Regions from separate parts of the Homo sapiens genome. Here region 1 is linked to region 2. A link is an interaction called in ENCODE POLR2A ChIA-PET data of the cell type or tissue named here. Cell type or tissue: K562. All regions are shown on one strand. Links, peaks and the distances in the headings refer to the core of each region. The heading gives the core; the rest is flanking DNA.

Region 1 (6,676 bases), core at 2,821-5,320, 670 kb before region 2:
CTTCTCTCTCTTTCTTTCTTTCTTTCTCCTTCCCTCCCTCCCTCTCTCTCTCTCTCTTTCTCTCTTTCTCTCTTTCTTTCTTTCCTTCTTGAGACAGAGTCTCACTCTGTCACCCAGGCTGGGATGCAGTGGCATGATCTCAGCTTACTGCAATCTCCACCTCTGGGGTTCAAGCACAATTCTCCTGCCTCAGCCTCCCAAGTAGCTGGGATTACAGGCGCCCACCACCATGCCCAGCTAAATTTTGTATTTTTAGTAGAGATGAGGTTTTGCCATGTTGGCCAGGCTGGTCTCAAACTACTGACCTCAGTGATCCGCCCACCTCGGCCTTCCAAAGTGCTGGGATTACAGGTGTGAGCCACCGCGCCTGGCCCTGTGACACTTTAGATAGAGACATTCCATAGTGGTAGGAATTATTTCCTCTAATAGTGCTTAGTTTATTGGGATATTGACTAATCAAACTGAAAATCTCGATTCAACATAATACACATAACACTCATAGAATGGTACCTGGCACATAAGCGTTGGCTATTTTATATATATATGTGTGTATATATATGTATATATCAAATGTATATCAAATATATATACAAATATATATATCAAATATATATACAAATGTATATATATTTGATATACATTTAATATAAACATATATGTATATATATATATGTTTGGGGTTTCTTTTGATACAGACAGGATCTTATTCTGTTATTCTGTCACCCAGGCTGGAGTGCAGTGGCACAATCAGAGCTCACTGCAGCTTCAACTTCTGGGCTCAAGTGATCCTCCCACATCAGCCTCCTGAGTAGCTAGGACTAAAGGTGCATGCCACCACGCTCAATTAATTTTTCAAATTTGGGGGGATGGTCTCACTGCTCAGTCTGGTCTTCAACTCCCAGCCTCAAGCAGTCCTCCTGCCGTGGCCTCCCAAAGTGCTGGGATTATGGGCGTGAGCCACCATACCCAGCCAGCTATTATTCTTGATTTATCAGAGGAAAAAAGCCATCTAACATTTTTGTCTATCAAACTTCAATATTTTGACTACTTCACATATTATTCTGTGAATTCACTATTAAATATCCCTGTTTTCTTATAGAAATGATCTACTGTAATTTATGGTTATTTTAGATTTTTTTTTTTTTTGAGATGGAATCTCGCTCTTGTCACCCAGGCTGGAGTGCAATGGCGTGATCTTTGCTCACTGCAACCTCCGCCTCCCAGGTTCAAGCAATTCCCCTGCCTCAGCCTTCCAAGTAGCTGGGATTACAGGCGCCCACCAACACGCCCAGCTAATTTTTGTATTTTTAGTAGAGATGGGGTTTCACCATGTTGGCCAGGCTGGTCTCGAACCCCTGACCTCAGGTGATCTGCCCACCTCGGCCTCCCAAAGTGCTGGGATTACAGGCGTGAGCCACCGTGCCCAGCCATTTTAGACTTTCAAGATACTTTCTGAAAAAAAAAGGGTTCCAATATCAAATATGTTGGGGAAACAGCATATCTGGTTTTTTTGTTTGTTTTTTGAGACAGAGTCTCGCTCTGTCGCTCAGGCTGGAGTGCAGTGGCTCCATCTCGACTCACTGCAACCTCTGCCTCCCAGGCTCAAGCGATTCTCGTGCCTCAGCCTCCAAAGTAGCTGGAACTACAGGCACGTGCCACCATGCCTGACTAATTTTTGTACTTTTAGTAGAGACAGTGTTTTGCCATGTTGGCCAGGCTGGTCTCTAACTCCTGGCCTCAAGTGATTCGCCCATCTTGGCCTCCCAAAGTGCTGAGATTACAGGCGTGAGCCACTGTGCCCAGCCGAAACAGAGTATCTTATACTCTGTTGGAGAATCACACCCTGTTGGAAAATCACAATGTTTATTAGCCTATTGAAGTCTCTGATACTCCTACAAAACAAAAAAGTTTAAGCATGTTTAAACCAGAATTTTGAAAACGTATTTATACATAGAATCCATCTTTAGTGAAAGTTATTAATACCTCAGTGAACACATTTTACAAAATACTGTTCTAATGCATTCTGTTTTCTTTTCTCCTCTGACTTAGCATTGTTCACAAAACCTTTTGCGAACTGTTGAATCTCACTTTTTTTTTTCAAATGTTCCTCTCCCTGAATGTTGTCAGGTTCAAGGAGGTTGAAATTGCTATACTCCTATGTTTTTAAAAAGCTGAAATTTTAAATTTGCTTTTGTCATCTCTAGCCAATACAGAGGAAATTATAGAAGGAAATTCCGTTGACTCATCAATCCAGCAAGTAATGGGGAGTGGAGGCCAGAGGGTCATCACCATAGTGACTGATGGAGTCCCTCTGGGTAATATCCAAACTTCAATCCCTACTGGAGGCATTGGCCAGCCATTTATTGTAACTGTGCAAGATGGACAGCAAGGTGAGTTATCTCTTGTAGACAATTGTTTATTAAAAGATATTTTAGATACTCCATACTCACCTAAAAATGAGGCATTAAGACAAATAGTGGAAGTGGGAGATTGCCAGATGCAAGTTGGGGCAAAGAAGCTCTGAAAAAGAAAAAGAAACGGAACCAGACTGGCAAAAGCTAATTGCCTAATATGTATAAAATCTGTAGTAAAAACCAGTTGATCTGGTGGAAAAAATAACAAATAATATGAACCAATAGTTCACAGAAAAAAAATGTACTGATGGCTCTTTTTTTTTTTTTTTCTTCAGAAGGGATTCTCACTCTCTCACCCAGGCTGGAGTGCAGTGGTGCAATCTCAGCTCACTGCAGGCTCCGCCTCCTGGGTTCACGCACCCGGGTTCACCGCGCCCGGCCCTGATGGCTCTTAAAAATATGAAAATAGCTGGGTGAGGCGGCTCACGGCTGTAATCCCAGCACTTTGGGAGGCTGACGCAGGAGGATCACTTGAGAGCAGGAGTTCAAGACCAGCCTGGCCAAAATAGCAAAACCCCATCTCTACTAAAAATACAAAAATTAGCCAGGCATGGTGGCGCACGCCTATAGTCCCAGCTACTCAGGAGGCTGAAGTGGAGGATCACTTGAGCCCAGGAGGTTGAGGCTGTACTGAGCCGTGATTGTGCTACTGCACACCAGCCTGGATGACAGAGTGAGACTCTGTCTTTAAAAAAAAAAAGGAAAGAAAGAAAAAGAAAATATTTTCGACCTACTTCATTCATAACGAGAAGTGCAAATACTGTACTGACATACCATTATAACACTATGTTGTTAAAGGTATAGGGAAACAAGCACTCTTATAAATCACTTGTGAGAGTGCACATTAATGGATCCTCTAAAAAGGATATTGGTAATATCTGTAGGTATTAAAGATGTACATAAAGATGTACCTTTGGGTTTTTTTGTTTGCTTGTTTGTTTGAGATGGAGTTCCTCTTTGTTGCCCAGGCTGGAGCGCAGTGGCAGGATCTTGGCTCACTGCAACCTCCAGCTCCCTGGTTCAAGTAATTCTTGTGCCTCAGCCTCCTGAGTAGCTGGGACTATAGGCGCACACCAACACGCCCAGTTAATTTTTGTGTATTTTTAGTAGAGACAGGGTTTTACCATGTTAGCCAGGCTGGTCTTGAACTCCAGACCTCAAGTGATCCTCCCGCCTAAGCCTCCCAGAGTGCTGGGATTATAGGTATGAGTCATCACACCCAGTGATGTTGTGTACCTTTTGGTTAAACAGTTCTTTTTTCTTTTTTGTGTGTGTAACTGGGTCTTGTTCTGTCACCCAGGCTTGTGTGCGGTGGTGCAATCATGGGTCACTGCAGCCTCGACCTCCTGGGCTCAAGCTATCCTCCCGCCTCAGCCACCTGAGAAGCTGGGGCTACAGTTCCACGCCACCATGCCCAGCTATATTCAGACTGAGGCTATACATTAGTATACTGAGGCATTACATTAGTTGCTTCCAGGGAGGGCAATTGGGTACTAAGGATGAGTGGGAGGCTTTTCAATGTATATGCTTTTATAGTCTTGATGTTTTTAATCATTTAATGTATCAGTTATTCAAAAAAGACATAGTTAAAATTTTTTGAAAAGAGGAAGCCCATCATTACAACTCCATGCCTTAAAAATACTGGAGGTTGGCCAGGCACAATGGCTTACATATGTAATCCTGTAATCCTAGCACTTTGGGAGACCAAGGCAGGAGGATTGCTTGAGACCAAGAGTTCCAAATCAGCTGGGGCAACATAGCAAGACCCCCTCATCTCTACGCAATTTTTTTAAAAAATAGCCTGGTTGATGGCACGTGCTTATAGTCCCAACTACTCAGGAGGTTTTGGCAGGAGGATCAGTTGAGCCCAGGAGCTCAAGGTCGCAGTATGCTACCATAATCATGCCACTGCACTCCAGCCTGGGCAACAGAGCAAAACATTGTCTCTAAAAAATAAAAATGTATATTGGAGGTTGAAACGAAGGGTACTGGTATAATTTCCTTTCTTAATGTCACTAAAATTTTGACTTGGCTTAAATGATTGTGGGGATTTATATATATATATATATATACACACAAATATATATATATACACAAATATATATATATATATATATATTTTTTTTTTTGAGTCAGAATCTTGCTCTGTCACTCCAGGCTGGAGTGCAGTGGCACAATCTCGGCTCACTGCAACCTCCACCTCCTGGGTTCAAGCGATTCTCCTGCCTCAGCCTCCTGAGTAGCTGGGATTACAGGTGTGTGCCACCACGCCCGGCTAATTTTTTTGTATTTTTAGTAGAGACGGGGTTTCACTATGTTGGTCAGCCTGGTCTCGAACTCCTGACCTCGTGATCCACCCTCCTCGGCCTCCCAAAGTGCTGGAATTACAAGCGTGAGCCACCACACCCGGCCTATAGTTTTTTTTTGTTTGTTTTGTTTTTGTTTTTGAGATAGGATCTCCCTTTGTTGCCCAGGCTAGAATGCAGTGGCATGATTATGGCGCACTGCAGCCTCGACTTCCCAAGCAACCTTCTCACCTCAGCCTCCCAAGTAGCTGGGACTACAGGCATGCACCACCACACCTGGCTAATTTTTTTATTTTTTTAATTTTAGACAGGGACACAGTCTGTCACCCAGGCTGGAGTGCAGTGGCGTGATCTCGGCACACTGCAGTCTCCGCCTTCCGGGTTCAAGTGATTCTCCTGCCTCAGCCACCGGAGTAGATGGGATTACAATCATGTGCCACCATGCCCAGCTAATTTTTTTTTTTTTTTTTTTTTTTTTTTTTTTTTTTTTGCAGAGACAGGGTTTCGCCATGTTGGCCAGGCTGGTCACTAGCTCCTGAACTCAAGTGATCTGCCTGCCTTGGCCTCCCAAAGTGCTGGGATTACAGGTGTGAGTCACGACCCCTGGTCTTTTTTTATTTTTTGTACAGACTGGGTCTTACTATGTTGCCCGTGTTGGGATTTATAATTTTTTAATTATTTCAACTGATGGATCAGAAAGTATGGGAAGATAAGAATTAAACTTATTATAATCCAAACTTTGGTATCATAAATTCTAATTTATGCATTGCTGATATTTTTGTGAACATAGTTATCATTTTAAGTTTTTAGGGCTCATTGGGTAGGTGAGAGACTCTGCTTATAATGGAAATAAATAAATGAAAACTGAGTTGTTTTGGAGAAAAAGAATAGAATTGAGGTTTTACCTAAATAAACTATACTACTTTTTTATTTTTATTTTTTAAATTTATGTATTTATTTATTTAGAGGTGCAATCTCAGCTCCCTGCAACCTCAACCTCCTAGGCTCAAGCAGTCCTCCCACCTCAAGTCCCAAGTAGCTAGGACCACAGGTGCAAGCCACCACACCCAGCTAATTTTTTACTTTTTCGTAGAGACAAGGTCTTCCTATGTTACCCAGCCTGGCCTCAAACTCCTGGGCTCAAGCAGTCCTTCTACCTTGGCTTCCTAAAGTTCTAGGATTACAGGCATGAGCCACTGTGCTCAGCCTATACTACTTTTTACAAATATGTTTAAGGCCCAAAGAAGGAAAACAGATTTCATGAGTTATCTGCAGAAAAATTTAAATCCCAGACTAAACTTCCATTTCTACTCAACATATATCTAAGCTGCTTTCCACTGACATCAGTTGATGAGTTTATAAAGAAATACAAACCAATTTTTAAATCTGCCAAACCCAATGATTATGTAAATCTTCTGTTTTTTTGTTTTTGTTTTTAAATTTTTGTCCAGACATGGTAGCTCACACCTGTAATCCCAGCACTTTGGGAGGCTGAGGCGGGAGGAGCGCTTGAGGTCGGGATTTCAAGACCAGCTTGCCAACACGGTGAAACCCCATGTCTACTGAAAAAATACAAATATTAGCCAGATGTGGTGGCCCCAGCCTGGAGTGCAGTGGCACGATCATGACTTACGGCAGTCTTGATATTCAGGACCCAAGTGATCCTCCTGCTACAGCTCCCGAAATTTTTTTTTTCTTTTTTTTTTTTTGAGACGGAGTCTTGCTCTGTCACCCAGGCTAGAGTGCAGTGGCGCAATCTCGGCTCACTGCAACCTCCACCTCCTGGGTTCAAGCAATTCTCCAACCTCAGCCTCCTGAGTAGCTGGGATTACAAGGCGCCCACCACCGCCCCCCACTAATTTTTTTTTTCTTTTTTTTCTTTTTTTTTGAGACAGAGTCTCGCTCTGTCACCCAGGCTGGAGTGCAGTGGCGTGATCTCGGCTCACCGCAAGCTCC
Region 2 (8,665 bases), core at 2,893-5,392:
GGAGACCCTCTTCCCCTGTCTTTAAAAATGCACCCTCAGGCATTTCAGGGATTCTTTTCTTCCCACCTACCACGAAGGTGGGAAGTTGTAACTTGTTCCATCAAGTTACAACTGGACTCTGAGGAAGCCCCTGCAGGTGGTGTTAGGGGCCAGACTGAAGGAGCACTGGTGAAATTACACAGAATCCATTCAAGGGATGTGGCCAGCAGGACAAAATGGATCTCAAACATATGGAGCACCTACAATGTGAAAGGGTCAGACATAAGGCCAAGGGAACGGGGACATATTTAACCGGATGCCTGGAGCATATGTTACAGAAACTATAGCCTCTTGCCTCAAGGAGCTCAAACTCTGTTGGATATAAGGGATGGTGAATAACCATTCATAAGTGATAGATACTATTTCAGAGCTTACTATGTCATCATTGTATTAGTATATAGGTAGACCTCACTAATCTCTAGTGTTAAGCACTTCATGAACATCTCATTTCATCTTAAATTCTGTGAGGAGGAAGGTTCTATGATTTATAAATGGAAAATTCTATAGATGGAAACTGAAGTTCTGCAGGACTAACTCACAGAACAAGTGTTAAAACCAGAGTTAGAGCCTAGGTCTGTTGGACTAAAGCACATCCTATATGCCTGCACTACACTGCTTCCCAGGGCCACTCCCTAGTGGAAGAAATCAAATCTGGGGGCATACATGTATTGAGTTTTAAAGCATGTTCTAATCATTTGTTCTATCCTTTCACAGGTGCCCTGCTGCGGGCCTTCAGCTACATGGGCTTTGAGGTGGTCAGACCAGATCACCCTGCCCTCCCTCCCTTGGACAATGTCATCTTTATGGTGTATCCCCTTGAAAGGGATGTTGGCCACCTGCCCAGTGAGCCTCCTTGAACATGCTTATTCCAACGCTTTGAGGGGCTGGAAGCCTTGACACATGGAATCAGGGGCCCGGGATGTGATTCAGGACACTTTCCATCCTAGGAATAAAGGGTAGTGCAATCATCAAGTGTTCACGGTTTCTTGGGGGGGTGGGTAATAGGGTTGACTGGAGTGGGATATACACCTTAACAGAGCTAAATTCACTGAAAAGATCACAGGGACCTGAACTACGGAGGAAAGTACCTAAGGATTTTTGGTTCCCTTTGCCTTCCTCCATGCCCCAAACTATTTCCCCATTTATTCTAACCATTTACTGAGCACTAATCAGTGAACTTCCTAGTTCAGAAAGACTGAGCTTTGTTAGGCTGTTTTTATCCATATATTTCAGTTGAGGTGCTATAGATGTGGAGAAAACCAGAGAAGGCACATAGATCTCTTGGCTTTGGCCCAAGTTGGGGGATCTCAACGGACAGAATAGGTAACATAGAAGAGGGCATTCCAGGCAGCAGGAAAAGTACTGGGTTATACTAACAGAATGACAAAGAACCCATCAGAATGGGCTGTAAACAGGTAAGACTTAAAGGCATATTAAAGAAAAAGACTTTTATACATAGTAACAAACTGCAGGTAAGAATGAGACATTACTCATTTTCCAGGGTAGGAAGTCTTATGAATGATTTATATCAGGGAACCTCTAAAGAGTAAAGGTTCCCTACGGAACTCTGGTAGCACCAGTTCCAGGGCTGAGCATGCTTCAGCGAGTTCATTGCAGGCAACATCTGAAACATCAAATAAATGGAAGCTCCTTAAAGATTCCTCCAAGAGTACCTGAACTACTCACCAGAACTGTTCCTTCACTAGAGCCTTTCTGCTAATTGGGACTGAGATTTTTCTTTTCTTTTTTTGGAGACAGCATCTTGCTGTGTCACACAGGCTGGAGTGGAGTGGTGCAATCTTGGCTCACTCACTGCACCCTCTGCTTCCCTGGGCTCAAGCGATCCTCCCACCTCAGCCTCTCAAGTAGCTAGGACCACAGGCACACACCACCATGCCTGGCTAATTTTTTTGTATTTACGGGTTTCAGCATGGTGCCAGGCTGGTCTCGAACTCCTGAGCTCAAGCAATCTGCCCGCCTCGGCCTCCCAAAGTGTTGGGATTATAGGTGTGAGCCACCGGTGCCTGGCTAATACTGAGATTTTTCTGAGAAAATAAATTTTGAGAATTGTGGTTGTGAGAAAATATAGTTGCCATGTAGTATAGAGGTAGACGTTACTAATCCCTAAATTTAAAAAAAAGACCTGTGTAAGGCATCCTTATGTGCTAGTTTTAAATTTTCTAGTTTATCTTGCTTTATCCTTAAAAAAAATTCACTTGCCATTTTTCTACCATCCACATTACTATACATTTATATTTACTTTCAAGCACCTCAAGTACTTCAAGCCTCGCATTTGAGCCTCACAGTACTGTCAGAAAGATGCTATAAGGAAACACGTTAAAATTTTGCAAAAAGTTTACAGTGGAGATCTACTCCTTAAAGATTCCTCCAAGACTACATGAGCTACTTACCAGAGCTGCTCCTAGAATCCAGGTTTCTAGAATCTTAATCTGGGCCTTTTCTTTTGAATAGTATAGGTGGGGTCTTACTCACACAGCCTAAACCTAAATTGGTTCTGGTTCCTAGTGAATTTTTTTTTATGAGACAAGGTTGTGTGGTGGTGCAATCTGGGTTCACTGCAACCTCCGCTTCCCAGGTTCAAGTGATTCTTGTGCCTCAGCCTCCCAAATAGCTGGGATTACAGGTGCCTGCCACCACGCCCAGCTAATTTTTGTATTTTGTATTTTTGTATTTTTTTGAGACAGAGTCTCTCTCTGTCACCCAGGCTGGAGTGCAGTGGCATGATCTCAGCTCACTGCAACCTCCACCTCCCAGGTTCAAGCAATTCTCCTGCCTCAGCCTCCCACGCAGCTGGGACAACAGGTGCATGCCACCATGCCTGGCTAATTTTTTGTATTTTTAGTAGAGACAGGGTTTCACCATGTTGGCCTCAAGTAATCTGCCTGCCTTAGCCTCCCAAAGCGCTGGGATTACAGGTGTGAGCTACCGTGCCCAGCCAGTGAATGGTTATTTCTGAAGTGACTTTAGAGAAAGAATATGAATGTGTATATGGGAGGGACACTTGTTTCATAGATGTGATCCTTTCTGTGAGGCAGTTGGCAGTTTTCACCAGATTTAGGCTCACAGCCTGCTTCCACCTTGTGATTCAATCAGAATTTGGTTTTAGAAAATTTTCTTGAGAACTTTATTCAGCAAAAAAATCCTCCAAATGATTCAAACAGGACTGTATACTCTTCCTCTCTCTCCACGGGTGTATATGTGTGTATACATATAGATATTATACTAGCAATTTAGAAAATTTCCTGAGCCTCCTGTCTCCTTTCTACTTATATTTTAACTAAAGGTTACAGAGAAATAGCTGGAGCAGTTTCAAAAGCCTGTCTCCAATAACATATCAGCAATTGAGGCTGGGAGGCAGTATTCTCTTCCCACTTCCTGAGGCTTTTAAATATAATTATGCTAATTTTTGCCTTTGCCTCCTGATTCAACTGGAGTCTTTGAGTTCACCACTCAAAAGCTTTCCTTAACCAGAGTCACCTGATAAGGTGAGTCAGAAGTCTGCAGAATCACTTCCAATGACGAAAGCCTGACTGTTTCCCAGCCTCAAAAAGGATACAGCCTAGTAGTAATGTGAATCATGACTGGTAGAGGGGACTGAGCCTGACGTTGAACGGCCTGGAAGTAACACAGCAGTATTCAAACACTGGAGGGTTGGGGAGGGATCCGGAGGTGGAATGGGGGAGACACACTTGTAGCGTGGTAGTCCAATTTTTTTGTAGTCTGATGGGAGGAGAATATTAATTTGGTCCACAGCAAGCCAGACTATATGTGTAATAAAGGAAGGACTGCATGGATCCTTTATCATACACTCCTCTCCTCCATGCACCAATTCCTATGCCAAATCCTGCCAAAGACAGAAATACACAAAAAGCTTGAAAGTGCTCAATCTGAGAGCAAGTTAAGCTGCAGGAAAGCAGCTGCAGAGAAGTATATTAAGACAGGGCATGGGAAAGAGGGAATCAAAGCAAGTGCCCCACTGTCGCCCTCATTACTTTCCTGTTGCTACAGATAGATGATAGCTGCACTCACACAGCAAAGCAGATGGCTGAGCAAACTGAAGCCCAGACTTCAGAGTAAGTAGTCATCTTCAAGGTTATCATCACCAGACATGGAAGCAGCTTCTATTGAAGATAAATAAGAAGGAGAAAGTTAGACACTGCCCTATTCTAGCAGGCAATGCCAGCGAGGCTCAAAAGAAAAATGGACCTCTTGGTACTCAATGACCTGACTAGGAACCAAGCCTTCAATTAACCTCCCTACTCTGGAAAGACTGAATGAGAAAAGTTAATCTCCAAAGATGCTCTAGGGAGGAAATACTGCTTGTACCTGATAAGCTGAGGCAGGACAGGGTATGTGTTATCTCTCCAGAGCTCTTTTTGGTCTCAGTGAGCAACGTGCTGAGAGAGGCATCTGTTTCTGTGGCCTGAGTGGATGAAAACAGGAAAAAAGGAGGAACATGTTGGCTTTTAGGAAAAAAGAGGCCACCCTTTCATTCTTCTCATAGGACCTGGTTAAGGCAGTTGCATTTGGCTACCAAGAGGGACAAAATGCTCCTTTGGTCAACTACTGGAGGAGCTCAAAGTCCTTAGGAAAGCTAACACAGTATCAGGACTAGAAGCCCTTAGTGTCTATGTGCTAGATTTGCCTGGAAGCAGCACCCTATATAACTACAATAGCTCACCATGTCCTTCAACATGTCTGGGACAGCTCTGTTTTCTTCTATGTCTTCAGGAAGCTCAATTGCGTATCCTTTGTGTACTAATTCTAGCCCAATATCAAGTTTCTGAGAAGAAAAATGAAAAGGGAATGATGTTCTCTCAGTAAGCAAGGGCAAATTTGAGGAAACAAGGCAGAAGGACTGATACTTTAAAGACATTCCTTTGGTGAGATGGTGAGAAGGATCTTACAGTAAGAGTAATATCAGATAAGGGTTTCTGAGGAAGAAAAAGTAAATTAGGCTATAAATATACTGAAGATATGGCAAGCAGTGAGTGAATGCCAGTCTTACCTTCCCATTGCTAGTATCATATAAGTAGATCTTTGGCCAAGTTGAGATCCCAGTCTGGACATAGCTAGAGATCTTGGCTACCAGAGGCTTCCAGTCAGCACAATGAGTGAGTCTATCAAACTCATCCAAAGCTTCCTCTTCCCACTGGTCACCTGGCAAAAGATTGTAGGGGTTACTGCTGATAGGGGTGGGGCTTATACCCTGGAGGGAAGTTGGAACTACCCTTTTCTACTCAGGAAGGCACCTGTGTCTTCTCTGGTTGGGTTGGGTCTGCCAGGCAAGTTTCTGGCTGCTGCTAGTGCTGGTGAGGAAAAGGCACCTGAGTCCCCAGAATTCAAAAAGCCTGGGAATGTGAGAATTCCTTCCAATGAACTGTATGAAGTTATTCTATTTGGAGGTAAGCTCAATAGATGGCATGACCAATTTACCTGAGGGAGCAATCCGTGCCAGACTACATTCTATTGCTTGAAATGGAAGGCTTAGGAAGTCACTCCTGAAGTAAAAGAAACTAAAATTAGAATCCTGGGGCCAAAAACATCTTCTTACATTGCTGCTTTCAGAAAGAACCAACTAACATGAGACGATAACCATCTGCTCTCTGTAAACAGGTTCCCTTCCAAATCCCCCTGACAACTGCCAACAGCTCACCACCCTATGGCCAGAACTGAGTCAGCAGTTGGGATTGAGCTGACCTCAGCACTGACCTGAGAGCCCTGAGGTCCTTCAGTGGGCAATCTCCATTATCTCCAAAGTCAACAAAATAGAGGTCCAAGTTCCCATTCTCCAAGGTGCCGAGGACCCGGGCTCGATACCAGGAACCATTTGTAGGTAAAGGTGCTGCTACAATGTCTCCTACATGCACAGTCAAGTCTTCAGGCTGTATGTGGGGAGGAGGAGAAAGGCAGAGAGTTACAAAGTGGTAGGCTCATAAACAGAATTGCAGGAGGAAGAAAGAAAAGTAGTTGCTCCACAGGGAAAGGAAGAGTACAATGAAAAAGATATGCCTTCTTTTCATTAAACCCCAGCCCTGTCCCTATGGCAACTCACCACACTATTCTCATAGTGCTGGGTCATCTCATTGACAAGCTTATCCAATTGCAGGCTGCGGGAGCCAACGATCTGGATCCAGAAGTGGTTAGGGTGCTCAGAAGCAGAAACGTAGACTTCTAGGTACTCATCAGCATGAAAACTGAAGTCAGGACTGGGGACTGAACACAGAGATAAGGATGGTGGCCACATCAGACCCATCTCTGGTTGGAATGAAGAGACTAACCAGGGTAGTGAGAGGTACAAATACCAATGGCTGTTACCATTTTAAAATGGCAGGAGAGGCAACTGGATGAATCAAACAAGAATATCCTAAAGAAAGATACTAAGCTATCCTTTGTACCTTTCCATGTAACTGAGTAATAACAGCTTACATTCTTTGTCATGTGCTACATAGTCAAATCGGTCACCAATTATACAGAAGGTAAACCTCCATATGCTAGCTACAGCATGGATCAGTAAAAAGGTATATGGACAGCAATCTTTACATGGACAGTGACGGACATGGACCTGTTCCAGATCCCATTCTACCACTGACTCTTTACATGACCCTGGACAAGTCTGTGAGCTTCTTGGGAATCCAGGTCCTCTTTGCCCACGCCAAAACCTATGTACAGAAGAGAAAGCTCACAGCCTTTTCAATAGTGATGATTTTTAAAAACAGTAATGAAAAAGGCAATATAAAATCTGGCTGAGAATTTTACTTGTTGATAAAGTATGTCTAGGCTGGGCATGGTGGCTCATGCCTGTAATCCCAGCACTTTGGGAGGCCAAGGTGGGTGGATCATTTGAGGCCAGGAGTTCGAGTCCAGCCTGTCCAACATGGTGAAACCCCATCTCTACTAAAAAATACAAAAATCAGTCGGATGTGGTGGTGTGCACCTGTGGTCTCATCTACTCGGGAGGCTGAGGCATGAGAATCACTCGAACCTGGGAGGCGGAGGTTGCAGTGAGCCGAGAATGCACCATTGCACTCCAGCCTGGGAGACAGAGGAAGACTCTGTCTCAAAAAAAAAAGTATGTCTAGAGGAACAATATCATGTAAATCCAATTATTTGATGTATTACTCATTTGTTTCCTGTGTCAGCATTATTTTGCCATTTCCATCAGCTGTTTTATATTTAGAAAAATATTTATGTTTAGTATTAATTCAAGTAAAATATTATTACCAGTAAGGAATATCTGTGATGATAGACATAAGTGTATTCATGAAAAAAGACTTTTTATTGCTTCCTATTTTGGGTAATCTAAGCCAGTATTTCTTTTTAAAAAAATAGTTAATTTTTTTTTTTTTTTTTTGAGACAGGATCTCACTGTCACCCAGGCTGGAGTGCAACGGTGCAATCCCAGCTCACTGTAGCCTCGACTTCCTGGGCTCATGTGATTCTCCCATTTCAGCCTCCCAAGTAGTTGGAACCACAGGTTGCGCCACCATGCCCTAAGCCAGTATTTCTTTTTTTTTTAAACAGAAAACCTAGGTTATTTGTTAAGCCGTTACAAAAACAAAACAATTACCATTTGAAGTACTTTGAGGACTTTATCCCAGACTCATTTGTTCTGTTACAGAAACTAACCTAAAAGGTTGGAAATTAAAGAATATAACCTAAGAGGTTATAACAGAGCGGGCTGGTAAAACATGGCGAAAGGAGCTCTCTCTTTCCCACCCTGTCTATTTATACCTCCAAGCTCCTGTGCATTCTCACCACATAGGTCTGCTAGCTTACATAAAATGCATACAGTGAAGGCAGGAATTATAGGCCTACTCAGAGGGTACCCAGACACAGAAAGTTTGGGGTAAATAATAAACTACAAATATCCTCTTGGTTAATTCATTTTTGTTAATAAAGGTCATGTATCTATCTTTTGCTGGTAACAACTTGTCTCAATATAGTCTGTCTCAAGAAAGAAGTAGTTCAGGTTGGGTTTTGGAAAAGGAAGAAGACTTTCATCAACTTTGCTTCAGAGTGGAAGAGGCACCAAGTTCTCTCCTACAATTAGGAGCAGAATCTTATACCTGCATAAATCATTTTCAGTGATCAACATCTGCACCCTCAAACTGTCCAGCAACTGTTGGTGTGGATTCTACCTCCATCCCATCTTCAAAATATCTTACCGAATCTTCTGTCCTGACCCCAGCCATATTATACTGGCTGCTCAGACTGAGAAGGCATTCCTTCTAATCTCTCCAATATCTAAGCCAGTATTTCTATCTTCAATGATTAATGGGCTCCCTCTTTGTTACATACTTTCAAACATGGGCATCTCTGGGATGGCCTGGGCTTCAGACTTCTGAAAGCTGTCATCACTAGGTTTCTCCCAGGAACCTTCCTTTGACACTACCACAGCCATGTCGCCTCCTCCTTTGGGTGGAGGAGTCACCAGGGGTGCAGTCGGCTCCATGCTAGAACTGGTGTTTTTCCATAATGCTGGCTCTCCAGCTCCACCTGGCTCTGTCATGTCTTCTCTTCTCACACTGATTGGCTGTTTGCGTGGGACCCTGGTTTCTGCAGAATGAGCAATTCTCTTCCGAAGTTCTTCATCTTCTGAAAC

What was found. ChIA-PET counts read pairs that join two places held together with the same protein. Peaks named below come from ENCODE experiments on the same cell type or tissue, not always from the same donor. Only the 100,000 strongest peaks of a DNase experiment are listed, where the experiment ranks them.
Region 1: POLR2A ChIA-PET joins it to region 2 with 5 read pairs; 4 of 35 experiments call an interaction of 5 or more read pairs at or near these places.

What each region holds. Positions count from the first base shown.
Region 1 is chr1:151,104,833-151,111,508 of GRCh38, forward strand. GABPB2 (GA binding protein transcription factor subunit beta 2) reads left to right here. Exons shown (of 9, transcript NM_144618.3): 7 at 2,205-2,390. Among named protein-coding and RNA genes, the nearest start is that of GABPB2, 37 kb to the left of the region's middle. In K562, for the core only: no CTCF peak of the experiment used is centred there; no DNase peak of the experiment used is centred there.
Region 2 is chr1:151,770,324-151,778,988 of GRCh38, forward strand. TDRKH (tudor and KH domain containing) reads right to left here. Exons shown (of 13, transcript NM_001083965.2): 6 at 8,362-8,665; 7 at 6,116-6,276; 8 at 5,773-5,945; 9 at 5,497-5,561; 10 at 5,069-5,220; 11 at 4,742-4,843; 12 at 4,387-4,483; 13 at 3,171-4,181. The coding sequence ends at 4,129. It overlaps OAZ3 (ornithine decarboxylase antizyme 3), which reads left to right. Exons shown (of 5, transcript NM_016178.2): 5 at 754-1,007. The coding sequence ends at 896. It also overlaps the pseudogene LOC100270670. Among named protein-coding and RNA genes, the nearest start is that of OAZ3, 8.0 kb to the left of the region's middle. RefSeq lists an enhancer at 1-138. In K562, for the core only: no CTCF peak of the experiment used is centred there; DNase peaks (open chromatin) are centred at 3,598 and 4,398.